Linked DNA regions of Homo sapiens: region 2 is linked to region 1. Evidence: read pairs that join two places in POLR2A ChIA-PET (ENCODE). Cell type or tissue: Panc1. All regions are shown on one strand. Each heading gives the region's core, and the rest is flanking DNA. Links, peaks and the distances in the headings are about the cores only.

The links. ChIA-PET counts read pairs that join two places held together with the same protein. Peaks named below come from ENCODE experiments on the same cell type or tissue, not always from the same donor. Only the 100,000 strongest peaks of a DNase experiment are listed, where the experiment ranks them.
Region 2: POLR2A ChIA-PET joins it to region 1 with 6 read pairs; 4 of 35 experiments call an interaction of 5 or more read pairs at or near these places.

Annotation. Positions count from the first base shown.
Region 1 is chr2:127,403,297-127,410,946 of GRCh38, reverse strand. LOC124908047 (translation initiation factor IF-2-like) reads left to right here and starts at 593. Exons shown (of 3, transcript XM_047446883.1): 1 at 593-651; 2 at 2,188-2,813; 3 at 3,446-6,843. The coding sequence starts at 593. The coding sequence ends at 3,477. RefSeq lists an enhancer at 1-122 and a silencer at 2,500-2,939. In Panc1, for the core only: no CTCF peak of the experiment used is centred there; no DNase peak of the experiment used is centred there; H3K4me3 peaks cover 706 bases; H3K27ac peaks cover 4,511 bases.
Region 2 is chr2:127,264,650-127,270,720 of GRCh38, reverse strand. The region is part of intron 12 of ERCC3 (ERCC excision repair 3, TFIIH core complex helicase subunit); the gene reads left to right. Among named protein-coding and RNA genes, the nearest start is that of ERCC3, 26 kb to the left of the region's middle. In Panc1, for the core only: no CTCF peak of the experiment used is centred there; no DNase peak of the experiment used is centred there.

The sequences.
Region 1 (7,650 bases), core at 1,244-6,243:
ATGAAAAATGACTCATTTTTTGGAAACGAAACCAAAATGTCACCAGAAAAGGACAGCCAATTTAAACAAGACTTTCTCACTTCTTTACTAAAACTGTAACTTATTTGGAATTCAACTTCAACTTCAACTTCACAAGTTCAAAGTATCTTTGTGCTTTAAAACTATTTTTCCTGAGAGAAACACAGACAGAGAAGGAGAGAGACAGAGAGAGGTTTAACTTACAGTGACATCCAGTGTGCTCAGAAATGTTCAAAAAGGGCCGGGTGCCATTGCTCACGCCTATAATTCCAGCACTTTGGGAGGCCGAGGTGGGTGGATCAGCTGAGGTCAGGAGTTCGAGACCAACCTGGCCAACATGGCGAACCCTGTCTCTACTAAAAATACAAAAATTAGCCAGGCGTGGTGGCACGCGCCTGTACTCCCAGCTACTTGGGAGGCTGAGGCCGGAGGATCACTTGAACCTGGGTAGTTGAGGTTGCAGTGAGCCGAGATCACGCCACTGTACTCCAGCCAGGGCGACAGAGTAAGACTCCAACTCAAAAAAAAAAAAAAAGTTCAAAAAGGATGGATATCTTAGCCATGGATATCCTACATGATAGATGCAAAAGATGACAAACTGCTGGTTTACCAAAACCAGCCTGCAGATGCAAAGTGAATGGACATCTTTGGACAGCTGGAAACGAATCCCTACAAATCTAAAACCCTGCCGTTGCTTGTAGGTACAATCCTAAGTATTCCATTCTCAAACGCTTTTGTTGAGATAGCAGCTTGAGGCCATCACATTGGACTGACCTCAGGAGTCAGTGTACTGAGGGCTCTCTAAGAGCAGAGCTGCAAGTCAAAGGATTTTCCATTTAACTATATTCAGTTTCATCACTACATCAAGGAAGAACTTCCTACTAAAGGCTGCAGGCAAGGAAATAAAAAGAGTCAAAATATCCTACTATATCATAGGACCAAAATGTCTTTTTTTTTGTAGACGGAGTCTCACTCTTGCCCAGGCTGGAGTGCGGTGGCGTGATCTTGGCTCACTGCAACCTCTACCTCCCAGGTTCAAGCAATCCTCTTGCCTCAGCCTGCTGAGTACCTGGGACTACAGGTGGGTGCCACCACGGGCGACTAATTTTTGTTTTTTTAGTAGAGACAGGGTTTCACCATGTTGGCCAGGCTGGTCTCAAACTCCTGACCTCAAGTGATCGGCCCGCTTCGGCCTCCCAAAGTGCTAGGATTACAGGCATGAGCCACCACGCCCAGCCCGTCATTGTTATTTTTGATTAAATATTAGTAATATCTGTTTAAATACTGCTGTTATATTACATTCACCATTTTAAAAGTCTTACATTTATGTATTTTGATACAAAATTTAAGTATCTAATAATGACTTAAAATAAATTGCTAAATCACAGGACAGGAAGAAACATTATAAAACTATTTTTATATTTTTCTCACACATATTATTTGTTATTAGTCCTATTATTACTAATTGCCACTGTGAACTAATCATATTGTTTTCTTTAAATAATAGCATTTATATAGAAGGTAAAAAATACACAATATGTATATTTCAAATAAGCACCATATGTGTATACTATTTATTTTTTATTTTTTAGAGACAGGGTCTCTCCCTTTGTCTTACAGGCTGGAGTACAGTGGCACCATCACAGCTCACTGCAGCCTGGACCTCCTGGGGCTCAAAGGGTCCTCCCTCCTCAGCCTCCCGAGGTAGCTGGGACTATAGGTGCAGGCCACCACGCTCGGCTAATTTTTTTTCATTTTTGTACAGACGGAGTCTCACTATGTTGGTTGCCTAGGCTGGTCTCAAACTCCTGAGCTCAAGTGATCCTCCGGCCTCAGCCTCCTGAATTGCTGGGATTACAGGCGTGGGCCACCGCTCCCGGCCTACAATAATTTTTAACATGCTATATTATGTTGGCTTTTTTTAAAATCTGGTATGGCTGTGTTCCGGGCTGGATCTCTAAAGTGTGTCGTCGAATACACAGTCTCATCTCCTGTCCGCCTAAGTCTTCTCAGCCCTAGCGCCTAAGGGCCAACTAAGACCTAAGACCCGGTCACTGCCCCCAAGAGGCTCAGTTTGGTGATGAAGCCAGACACAAAACAGACAGAGAGCAAGGTCGAAGGTGCCATGAAATAAGTCGCCCCAGGTGGCTCTGGGCGGGCCTAACCCAGGACAGGCTCTCCAGGAAGACTTCCTGGAGGAGGCGGGCCTCAGCTGGACCGCAGGCGGCCAGGAGGAGCTGGGGGTGGTGGTGGTGGGGGCGAGGGTGAAGGTGGTTGGAGATCGGGGGAGAGTGTGAAGAGGAGGACGAGGCCCGGACCTGGGCCTTTCCAGGCAGGCGGCCCAAACGGATCTACGCAGCCAGCCACCCCTCCCAGCTGGGGTCGGCGCGTCCCCCTCCAGGCCGGTGTGGGGAGAGTCTGGCCGTCTGGAGGCCCGGGGCAGCAGGACTGGGAGAGCCGCGGTCTCCTTCCTGTCCCCTGCTCCCGGCAGACCCGCGTTTCCAGGGCCCTGTCCTTTACCCGGGGCGGCCGTCCTCCCATGCCCAGCCTCTGCGAGGCCACCGCTCCCCGCAGCGCCGGTGTCACGGCCCCACGGAGGGCCAGGAGCCTCCAGGGCGCCCCAGCGGCGGGGTGGACGCTGCCAGGCGGTACCACGGCAGGGCCCGCGCCGCCCATCCCGCGCCACGCCCCCACCTCCGCCGGCACCGTTGCCAGCAGCCCGGCTGCGAGCCCGCCGGCGCCCGGCCACCCGCCCGCTGCGTCGCCTGGCAGCGCGCCTGCAGCTGAGTCAGCCTGTGAGTCAGCGCCCCCTGACCGCGCCGCGTCTGGGCCCGGGAGGGACGCAGACGGCGCGGGCGGGGAGGGGGGAGACGAGGAGGGGGAAGGCGGGAAGGACGCGGAGAGGGGCAGGGGGAAGAGGAGGGGGCGGGGCAGGCAACTCGGAGACGGGGAGAGGTGGTGGGGGAGGAGGAGGAGGAGGCAGCAACTCGGGGAGGGGATGAGGAGAGACAGGAGCAGAAGGAGGGAGGGAGGGCAAGCGGGGAGAGGTAGAGGGGAGGCTACCCAGGAACCAGCTCATGCTCAGAGTGTCTCGAAGTCAGGCCTGCACAAGGTTGCCTGAGGCTCCCAGGAGTGTGGCCTGCAGCCTGGGGCACACTGTCTTGGTGATCCAGGTTTTGGCCTATGGAAAGTCTACACTGTGGCTTAAGGTGGTCCTGTTCAAACTTTATTTCAAAAACCTCAACCCTGTATTTATCTTAAGAAGTACACTTTACATCGCAACAAGGTTCCACAAAACCATATTTCTCCCTATACAGGAATGCAGGGATGCACTCTTTACACTATCTGTTCTGGGTCTTTTTGTTGTTGGTGGTGGTTTTTGATGATGATGATGAAACACTAAACTGATTTTATGATCTATTAATAGGTTGCAACCTGCTGTATGAAGAACACCTTTGAAGGTATCAGACGTATCTGTCTTTTCTCTTAAATACAATGCACAGCAGCAGGAAAGGGCCTGCTCACCTGCTGGCCAGAGGCTTCCTGGCTCTCAGCCTCCTTGACTACTTTTTTTGAGACAGGGTCTTGCAGTGTCACCCAGGCTGGAGTGCAGTGGCGCGAACACGGCTCACTGCCGCCTCAACGTCCCAGGTGCAAGTGATCATCCTGCCTCAGCCTCCCAAGTAGCTGGGACTACCGGCATGGACCGCCACACCTGGCTAATTTTTTAATTTTTTGTAGAGATGGGGTCTCACTATGTTGTTCAAGCTGGTCTCAAAAAACTCCTGGGCTCAAGCGATCCTCCTGCCTCAGCCTCCCAAAGTGCTGGGATCCACAACTCCCAATGATTCCCAGGGACCTGAGACAGAGCCTCCATGGGCAATAAACACACCATGGTTTGTGTTTGTTTGTGTTTGGATGTGCATTGAATCCTGGTAACTGTGATTACCTGGGGTGGGAGGGCACTGGGGATGAGGGAGGACTTTTCACTGTACTTTGCTGCTGTTTGAATTTTTGTCACGTATATATTACTTAAAAATGTTTATTTAAAAGCATTTCAGACCTACAAAAAGGTGTCAGAAACAAATGTGACACACAGTCACGCTGCCTTTCTCCCCATTCCACACCCTGCAGAAATCTCTAGCTAGCTTCAGTACTTCTCTGAGGAGTGAGGAGTGGATGAAGCCTCAGAATGCTTTATTTTATATATAATTTTTTTTCCTTTTTTTTTTTTTTTGAGATGAAGTCACACAGTATTGCCCAGGCTGGTCTCAAATTCCTGGGCTCAAGCAATCCTCCTGCCTTGCTCAAGCATGAGCCAGTATGCCTGGCCAAGGAGCTGATTTCTGATCTAGGTCTTGAAATTTTTTTTCTTTTTCTTTTCTTTTCTTTCTTTTTTTTTTTTTTTTGGTAAACTTTTGTTTTAGGTTCACGGTGTATGTGCAGGTTTGTTATATAGGTAAACTTGTATCATGGGGGTTTGTGGTACAGATTATTTCATCACCCAGGTACTATGCCTAGTACCCAATTCAAATTCTTTTCTTTCTTCTTCTTCTTCTTTTTTTTTTTTTTGAGGAAGGGTCTCACTCTGTGGGCTGGCGTGCAGTGGCGCGATCTCAGCTCACTGCAACCTCTGAATCCCAGGCTCAGGTGATCCTCCCACCTCAGCCTCCTAAGTGGCACACACCACCATACCCAGCTAATTTTTCTATTTTTAATAGAGATGGGGTTTCTCCATGTTGCCCAGGCTGGTCTCGAACTCCTAGGCTCAAGCAATCCACCTGCTTTGGCCTCCCAAAGTGCTGGGATTACAGGCATGAGCCACCTTGCCCGGCCCCAATTCGGAATTCTTAACACAGTCTTCTGAGTAGTGTCACCAGTTGATCATATCAGAATTTTTGAAAGCCGTTGGCTGTCCTGTAGACTGTCCCCTCCGACATTGTCCACAGCACCAAATCTGGCCTGCAGATGGTGTGGGGCCATCTCATCAGCAGGCAGGTCTGTCCCAGGTCCTGATTCTGCCCAGGGAACTGGCAGTTCCTGAGAAGTGAGAGGTATGCAGTTACCTCTCAACACCTCTTCAGTCCGTATCCCCCAGAGCATTTAAGGTCTTTCTGGGGAAATATAACAAAAACCAAGAGTAATTAAGATGGGACTTGGACTCTGGCCTGGAGAAGATTCTAATGTAGCTGGAGAACAATACAAAGCAGCAAAAATAAGATTGCTTATGTGTTGGGTGTACGTGTTTAATTATGTAGGCCTTTGGGCATTATTTGGTCTCAGAATCCTGGGGCTTGGAAGGCCCTGGAGGAGCCTCCTCTAGGACATGGGACCTGAAAAATCTCCTAGCTGGTGGTTGCCACTGTGAATCCCTCTCTCCAGGACAGAGAAACCTGACATTATCTGGGCCCCCACATTTGATCTGGCTTGTTCTAAATCAACTCTTGAGAGCCTGCCGTATAAAGAAGAAAGTGCCCTTTGGCTCACTGGGAGTAAGAAATACAGCCGTCAGGAGAAACAGAAAGTCCGTGCCTGCTGCAGGCATCCTCCTGGTCCACAGGAAACTCCACCAGGAAAGGCAATTATTACAGAAGAGAACACTGCTTGGAGTTGTGGACACTGTTGCCTACCCAGCTTCCATTCTCCCCTTCCTTCCTAATAGCACCCCAGTTTTAGCACCCCAGTTTTGTTCAGGTATCTGCCTGTCTACACATGCTTCAGGGAAAGCTGACCCATGCTCAGCCCCTTGCCTGCAGCTCCTGAGTGGGGGTTGGGAAGCTGATTTTTCAGAGAGTGATCCCATTGCATTTGCCAACTTGTGCATGGCATTTCCTGGCCCAAGGTTTACTTCAGGAATGGGTTTGTAATCAAATTCAGCCCAGTGAAATATGAGGATAAGTTTGGAGACTTCTGGGGAAGAAACGTGCTCCTGTTCTTTAAGGAAAGAACTACCAGAAGAGCCCTCATTCTCCTCCAGAGTGGCAAGCAGATATGGGAACTGAAACTTCAAGAACCATTTGGCTATCAGGAAGGAGGCAGCCTGACAACAAAGACAGCCCCAGAAGAGGATGTGATTAAGGAAATCAGAGAGAAACAGAGCCAGGTTGCTGGATCATTCTGATCCTGAAGCCTCCATTACATCTAATCACAGACTGCTGTGGTTGGCAGAGGGGTGCATCTTTGATTGCCGCTGGGGACGAAAGCAGAGTCCCGAAAGCAGATGTCCCAGCTGGGTCCCGCACCTCTCCCTGCCATTGCCCCCTGGGTCCCACTGATGTCCTGTTTCCAGTCCAGGATCCCATTCAGAATCCAACATGGCACTTGTCTCCTCCCATGTGGGGCAGTTCCCCCGTCTTTCCTTGTCGCTGTGACACTGGCCAGCTATTTTATAGGACATTTCTCACTTTGGATTTGTCTGATGTTTTCTCAGTATTAGATTGAGGATATGCATTTTTGGCACAAATGCCAAAGAAGTGATGCTGTGCGCCTCTCAGGACACTGTCAAGGGCGGGGTGATAATATGTCTCATTACTGGTCATGGTAGCTTGGATCACTTGGTTAAAGTGGTGTCTCTGAAGTTTCTCCACTGGAAAGTTGCTATTTTCCCTTTGTAATTAATAAATGTCCTGTGGGGGAGATGCTTTATGAGTATGTAAATATCCTGTTTCTCATCATATTTTTGCCTACTCATTTTAGCATCGGTTGATGATTCCTGGCTGCAACAGTTATTACCATAGTTTTTAGCAAATGGTGATTTTCTTTGTATATCACTCTTTCTGTATTTATTGATTGGAATTCTACTGTAAAAAAGAACTCTTTCCTCCATGTGTATTTATTCCATTATTTTTATATCTGTATGAACTCTTGGATGTTTCTCTTATTCTATGGGTTATAATTCATTGCAATTATTTTTACTCAAATTGTACCAGATTTGGGATCTGTACCCGATACTGGGAGCTCCTTAGTTGGCTCCTACGTGCTCCTATGTCCTTGGACATGCCCCATCCTTCTTTGATCCCTTCCTTACATTCTGGCACAAGATGCTCCAGGCTCATCTGGTATTCTCCCTGTCTCAGCCGTGGAATCAATTGTTTCTCTAAGAACCCTGACTTGTTTTGCTGGAGGATGATATTGAGAAAGTGAGATCTGGGCACCAGTCAGATTTAACTTGGTCAAATGAAACTGCAGAACTGTGCTGACAGGCGGGACAGTGTGGGAAGGAGGGGTCAGACTGCAGGGTCCAGGTGAGGGGCAGAGGGACAGACAGACTCTGAGAGGGAGGGCAGCTTGGCCTCTCAGTCCTTGGCTGGGAGCCCCTGTGGGGAGCACGGCTTGTGGATTCAGCACTGGCAGAGCTTGCCTCTAGGGTGTACACCTGGAGGCTGCAGTTGGGAGGGAGAGGAAAAACTTTTACTTTTTAAAAATCATAGGCATCTATTATTAATACTTTAAACATTAAATAATAAAAGCAGAAAAGGTCTACTTTTCTATTTTTTTTTAACAATGTCTAAAATTTTTGTTTCCTTTTCTCCAATTGAAGAACAGTGGAGTGGACGCAGATGGACTGTCAAATAACATGGGCTCTCACTGTGCCACGCGCACTGGTGCGGTGGGTCTTTGTGCAGGGATCCA
Region 2 (6,071 bases), core at 1,072-6,071, 140 kb after region 1:
CACTCTTGCTAAGAGATGGCCGTGTCTGTCTTACTGGGACCAGGGCACATCCTGAGACAAGGACACAAGCCCTATCCTCAAGGAGTCTGCTTATTCAAGGAGGCATCTGGACTGCTAGAATGTTTGAAAATGACAAGATTAGTGGGCATCTGTTGGAACTGTACTGCGTTCAGATGTGTTTAAGAAGCGTCTAGTAGCTTGTATTTAAAATGGAGATGAGGCAGATAGCATGGACTAGAAATAGCATGGACTCAGGCACCAAGCCAGCTGTGTCACCTTTGGCAAATTATTTTCTCCTCTGAGACTTGGTTTTCCCATCCAAAGTGGGGGTGACAATCCTGTCTTGCCAAGACTGCTGTGAGGATTCAGCTTATAAGTCATAAAATGTAGTCGGCTGGCTGGGCACAGTGGCTTACACCTATAATCCCAGCACTTTGGGAGGCCAAGGCAGGAGGATAGCTTGAGCCCAGGAGTTTGAGACCATCTTGGGCAATGTAGTGAGACCCCATCTCTACAAAAAATAAAACTAGCTGGGCGTGGTGGTGTGTACCTGTGGTTCCAGCTACTTGGGAGGCTGAGACAGTAGCTTTTATAAACTGACAGGACTATGATCTGCTAGCAAATGTGAATATAATTCATTACTTATTCCTTACTCTAATTTGAAAACTCCTTTATTGATTGATTGATTGATTGATTGATTGAGATAGAGTCTTATTCTGTCACCCAGGCTGGAGTGCAGTGGCACAATCTCGGCTCACTGCAACCTCCATCTACTGGGGTCAAGTGTGATTCACCTGCCTCAGCCTCCCGAGTACCCGGACTACAGGCGTGCACCACCACGTCCAGCTAATTTTTTTTGTATTTTTAGTAAAGACGGGGTTTCACCATTTTGGCCAGGCTCGTCTCTAGTGATCCACCCACCTTGGCCTCCCAAAGTGCTGGGATTACAGGTGTGAGCCACTGTGCCTAGCCTTAAAAACTCCCTTAAATGTGAATAGAAGGCCAGGCGCGGTGGCTCACGCCTGTAATCCCAGCACTTTGGGAGGCCCAGGCAGGCAGATCATGAGGTCAGGAGATTGAGACCATCCTGGCTAACATGGTGAAACCCCGTCTCTACTAAAAATACAAAAAATTAGCTGGGCGTGGTGGCGGGTGCCTGTAGTCCCAGCTACTCGGGAGGCTGAGGCAGGAGAATGGCGTGAACCCGGGAGGCAGAGCTTACAGTGAGCCGAGATTGCGCCACTGCATTCCAGCCTGGGCAACAGAGCAAGACTCCATCTCAAAAAAAAAAAAAAAAAAAAAAGTGAATAGAATTGTTTTCTTACTCAAAACACTGTTTAACATGACACTTGGCTCCTTTCTTTGCATCTCTGAGCTCTTGTAAGATTTGAGAAACAATTACATTCAAGGGCAGTATGCTTAACCTACTGACATTTGAACTACAAAGCAAAGATGTTCAGATTTTCCTGAAGGATCAAGTCTTTCAGGCCACAGAATTTTCTGTCCTAGTTTTTTAATACAGTAGTCCCCCCATATCTGCAATTTTCCTTTCCACATTCAATTACGCATGGTCAGCTGTAGTCTAAAAATATTAAATGGAAAATTCCAGAAATAAACAATTCATAAGTTTTAAATTACACACTATTCTGAGTAGCATCCATGATGTGAATTCTTGCTTTGTGCGGCATATTCATGCTTAAATTCTCCCCACCCATTAGTCACTTAGTAGCCATCTCAGTTGTCACGGACTGTCACTGTATCTCAGTGCTTGTTTTCAAGTAACCTTTATCTTACTAATGGCCCCAAAGCACAAGTGTAATGATGCTAGCAATTCAGATATGCCAGAGAAGCTGTAAAGTGCTTTCTTAAAGCGAAAAGGTAAAAGTTATTAATTTAAGCAAGGGAATAAAAATCATATGCTAAGGTTGCTAAGATCGAGGGTGAGAATGACTCTTCCTGCTGTACAAGATGATCATCCCCAGAGCACATAGCCGTCAGACTTTCCAAGGTCAATACAAAAGAAAGAATCTTAAAGACAGCTAGAGAAAGGGTCATATAACTCATCATGCTAACAGCAGACTTCTCAGCAGAAACTTTACAAGTCAGAAGAGATTGGGGGACTGTTTTTAGCATTCTTAAAGAAAAGAAAAGAAATCCTGGCTGGGCACGGCGGCTCACACCTGTAATCCCAGCACTTTGGGAGGCCAAGGTAGGCAGATTGCTTGAACTCAGGAGTTTGAGACCAGTCTGGGCAACATGATGAAACCCTGTTCCTACAAAAAATACAACAATTAGCTAGCTGGGTGTGGTGGTGTGCGCCTGTAGTCCCAGCCACTCCGGAGGCTGAGGCAAGAGAATCGCTTTAGTCTGGGAGGCAGAGGTTGCAGTGATCTGACATCTCACCACGGTATTCCACCTTGGGCAACAGAACAAGATCCTGTTTAAAACAAAAACAAACAAAAAAACAGGCCAGGCGCGGTGGCTCACACCTGTAATCCTAGCACTTTGGGAGGCTGAGGTGAGTGGATCACCTGAGGTCAGGAGTTCCAGACCAGCCTGGCCAACATGGTGAAACCCCATCTCCACTAAAAATACAAAAATTAGCCGGGCGTGGTGGCAGGTGCCTATAATCTCAGCTACTCAGGAGGCTGAGGCAGGAGTATTGCTGGAACCCAGGAGGCAGAGGTTTCAGTGAGCCGAGATTGCACCATTGCACTCCAGCCTGGGCAACAACAGCAAGACTCTGTCTCAAAACAAAAAAACAAAAACCAAAAAACCATAGTGAGACCCAGTCTCTTTAAGAAAAAAAATAAAAAAGAAAAATCCTAACCAAGAATTCCATATCCTGCCAAACTAAGCTACATGAGCAAAGAAGAAATAAAATCTTTCCCAGACAAGCAACTGCTAAAAGAATTTGTTATCACCAGACTGGCCCTACAAGAGAGTCTTGAGAGTTCTAAACATGGAAATGAAAGAATGGTGACACCTGCTACCACAAAAATACACATAAGCACATAGCCCACAGACCCTGTAAAGCAACTACACAATCCAAACTACAGAGCAACCAGCTAATGACACCATGTTAGGAATAAAGCCTCATGTCTCAATATTAACCTTGAATGTAAACAACCTAAACACCCCACCTAAAAGACTTGGAGTGGCAAATTGGATTAAAAACAAGACCCAGCCTTCTGCTGTCTTCAAGAGACCTCTCTCACATGTAACAGGACTCATAGGTTCAAAGTAAAGGGATAGGGAAAAAAATCTATCACACAAATAAAAAAAAAAAAAGAGTGGGGCAGGGGGTCACTATTCTTGCATCAGATAAAAGAGACTTTAAACCAGCCACAGTAAAAAAGGACAAAAAGGTCATTACACGATGATAAATGGTTCAATTCAACAAGAAGACTTAACTATCCTAAATATATATGCGCCCAACATTGGAGCACCTAGATTCATAAACCAAGTACTTTTAGAGCTAGGAAAAGGCTTAGACAGCCACACAACAATGGTAGGAGATTTTGACACCCCACTGACAGCATGAGACAGATTATAGAGGCAGAAAACTAACAAAGAAATTCTGTACTTAAAATTCAACACTTGACCAATTGGACCTAATAGGCATCTACATAATTCTCTACGCAACAACCACAGAATATATATTCTCATCTGCCCCCAGAATATACTCTTAAGATTGATCACATGGGCCTGGTGCCGTGGCTCACACCTGTAATCCCAGCACTTTGGGAGGCTGAGGCCGGCAGATTGCCTGAGCTCGGGAGTTTGCAACCAGCCTGGGCAACACGGTGAAACCCCGTCTCTACTAAAATACAAAAATTAGCTGAGTGTGGCGGCATGCGCCTGTAGTCCCAGCTACTCGGGAGCCTGAGGCAGGAGAACTGACTTGAAGCCGGGAGGCAGAGGTTGCAGTGAGCCAAGATCATGCCACTGCACTCCAGCCTGGGGAACAGAGCAGGACTCTGTCACAAAAAAAAAAAAAAAAAAAAAAAATAATTGATCATGTGTTTGGCCATAAAGCAATGTGAGACTTTATGCTCGACTTTATTAAAGTCTCAATAAATTCGGCAGGGTGTGGTGGCTTACGCCGATAATCCCAGCACTTTGGGAAGCCAAGGCGGGTGGATCACGAGGTCAGGAGATCGAGACCATCCTGGCTAACACAGTGAAACCCCGTCTCTACTAAAAATACAAAAAATTAGCCGGGTGTGTGGTGGCAGTTGCCTGTAGTCTCAGCTACTCGGGAGGCTGAGGCAGGAGAATGGCGTGAACCTGGGAGGCGGAGCTTGCAGTGAGCCGAGATCGCGCCACTGCACTCCAGCCTGGGCAACAGAGCGAGACTCTCTCAAAAAAAAAAAAAAAAAAAAAAGACTCAATAAATTCAAAAAAGTCGAAATCATACCAAGCATTTTCTTGGGTCACAGTGGAATAAAAGTAGAAATCAGTACCAGGAAGAACTCTCAAAACCACACAATTGGCCAGGCACAGTGGCTCATGCCTGTAACCGCAGCACTTTGGGAGGCCAAAGTGGGAGGATCATTTGAACTCAGGAGTTCAAGACCATTCTGGGCAACATAGCGAGACCTCATCGCTAAATAAAAGAAAAAAGAAAAAAAAAAACCCACACAATTACATAGAAACTAAACAACTTGCTCCTGAATGACTTTTGGATAAACAAATTAAGGCAGGAATCAAAAATTATTTGAAACAAATGAAAACAGATACAACATACTAAATCTCTGGGGTACAGCAAAGGTATTGTTAGGAAAGTTTATAGCACTGAACACCTACATCGAGAAGACAGATTTCAAATTAACAATTTGAGATTTCACCTGAAGGAACTAGAAAAATAAGAACAAGCTAATCCCAAAACTAGCTGAAGAAAAGAAATAACTAAAATCAGAGCAGAACTAAATGAAATTCAGACTCAAAAACAATACAAAGGATCAATGAAATAAAAAGCTGGTTCTTTGAAAAGATAGATAAGGCCAGTCGCAGTGGCTCATGCCTGTAATCCTGGAACTTTGGGAGGCCGAGGTGGGCGGATTACAAGGTCAAGAGTTCAAGACCAGCCTGACCAACATGGAGAAACCCCGTCTCTACTAAAAATACAAAAATTAGTCGAATGTGGTGGCGCATGCTTGTAATCCCAGCTACTCAGGAGGCTGAGGCAGGAGAATTGCGTGAACCCAGGAGGCAGAGGCTGCAGTGAGCCGAGATCGCACCTCTGCACTCCAGCCTGGGTGACAGAGCGAGACTCCGTCTCAAAAAAAAAGATAAATAAGATTGATGGACTGCTAGTTAGATTAACAGAAAAGAGAAGATCCAAATAAGCAGAATCAGAAATGACAAAGGTGACATCACAGCTGATCCCCAGAAATACAAAAGATTCTCAGAGACTTAAAAATACCTCTGTGCACACAAACTAGTAAATCTAGAGGAAATAGATAAATTCCTGGAAACATACAACTTCCCAAGATTGAATCAGAAATTAATTGAAACCCTGAACAGATCAATAAGGAGAAATTGAATCAGTAATTTAAAAAAAAAATATGGCCCCAGGCATGGTGGCTCACACCTCTAATCCCAGCACTTTGGAAGGCTGAGGCAGGTGGATCACCTGAGGTCAGGAGTTCCAGACCAGCCTGACCAACATGGTGAAACCTCGTCTCTACTAAAAATACAAAACTAGGTGGGCTTGGTGGCGTGTGCCTGTAATTCCATCCACGTGGAAGGCTGAGGCAGGAGAATTGCTTAAACCCTGGAGGTGGAGGTTGCAGTGAGCTGAGATCGTGCCACTGCACTCCAGCCTGGGTGACAGAGTGAGACTCCGCCTCCAAAAAAAAAAAAAAAAATCTACCAACTAAAAAAGTCCTGGACCAGATGTATTCAGTTCTACTGAAACTATTCAAAAAAATTGAGGAGGAGAGACTTCTTCCTAACTCATACTACGAAACCACTATCATCCTGATACCAAAATCTGGCAAAGACACGATGAAAAAACTACAGGCTAGTATTCCTGATGAACACAGACGCAAAAATCTGTAACAAAA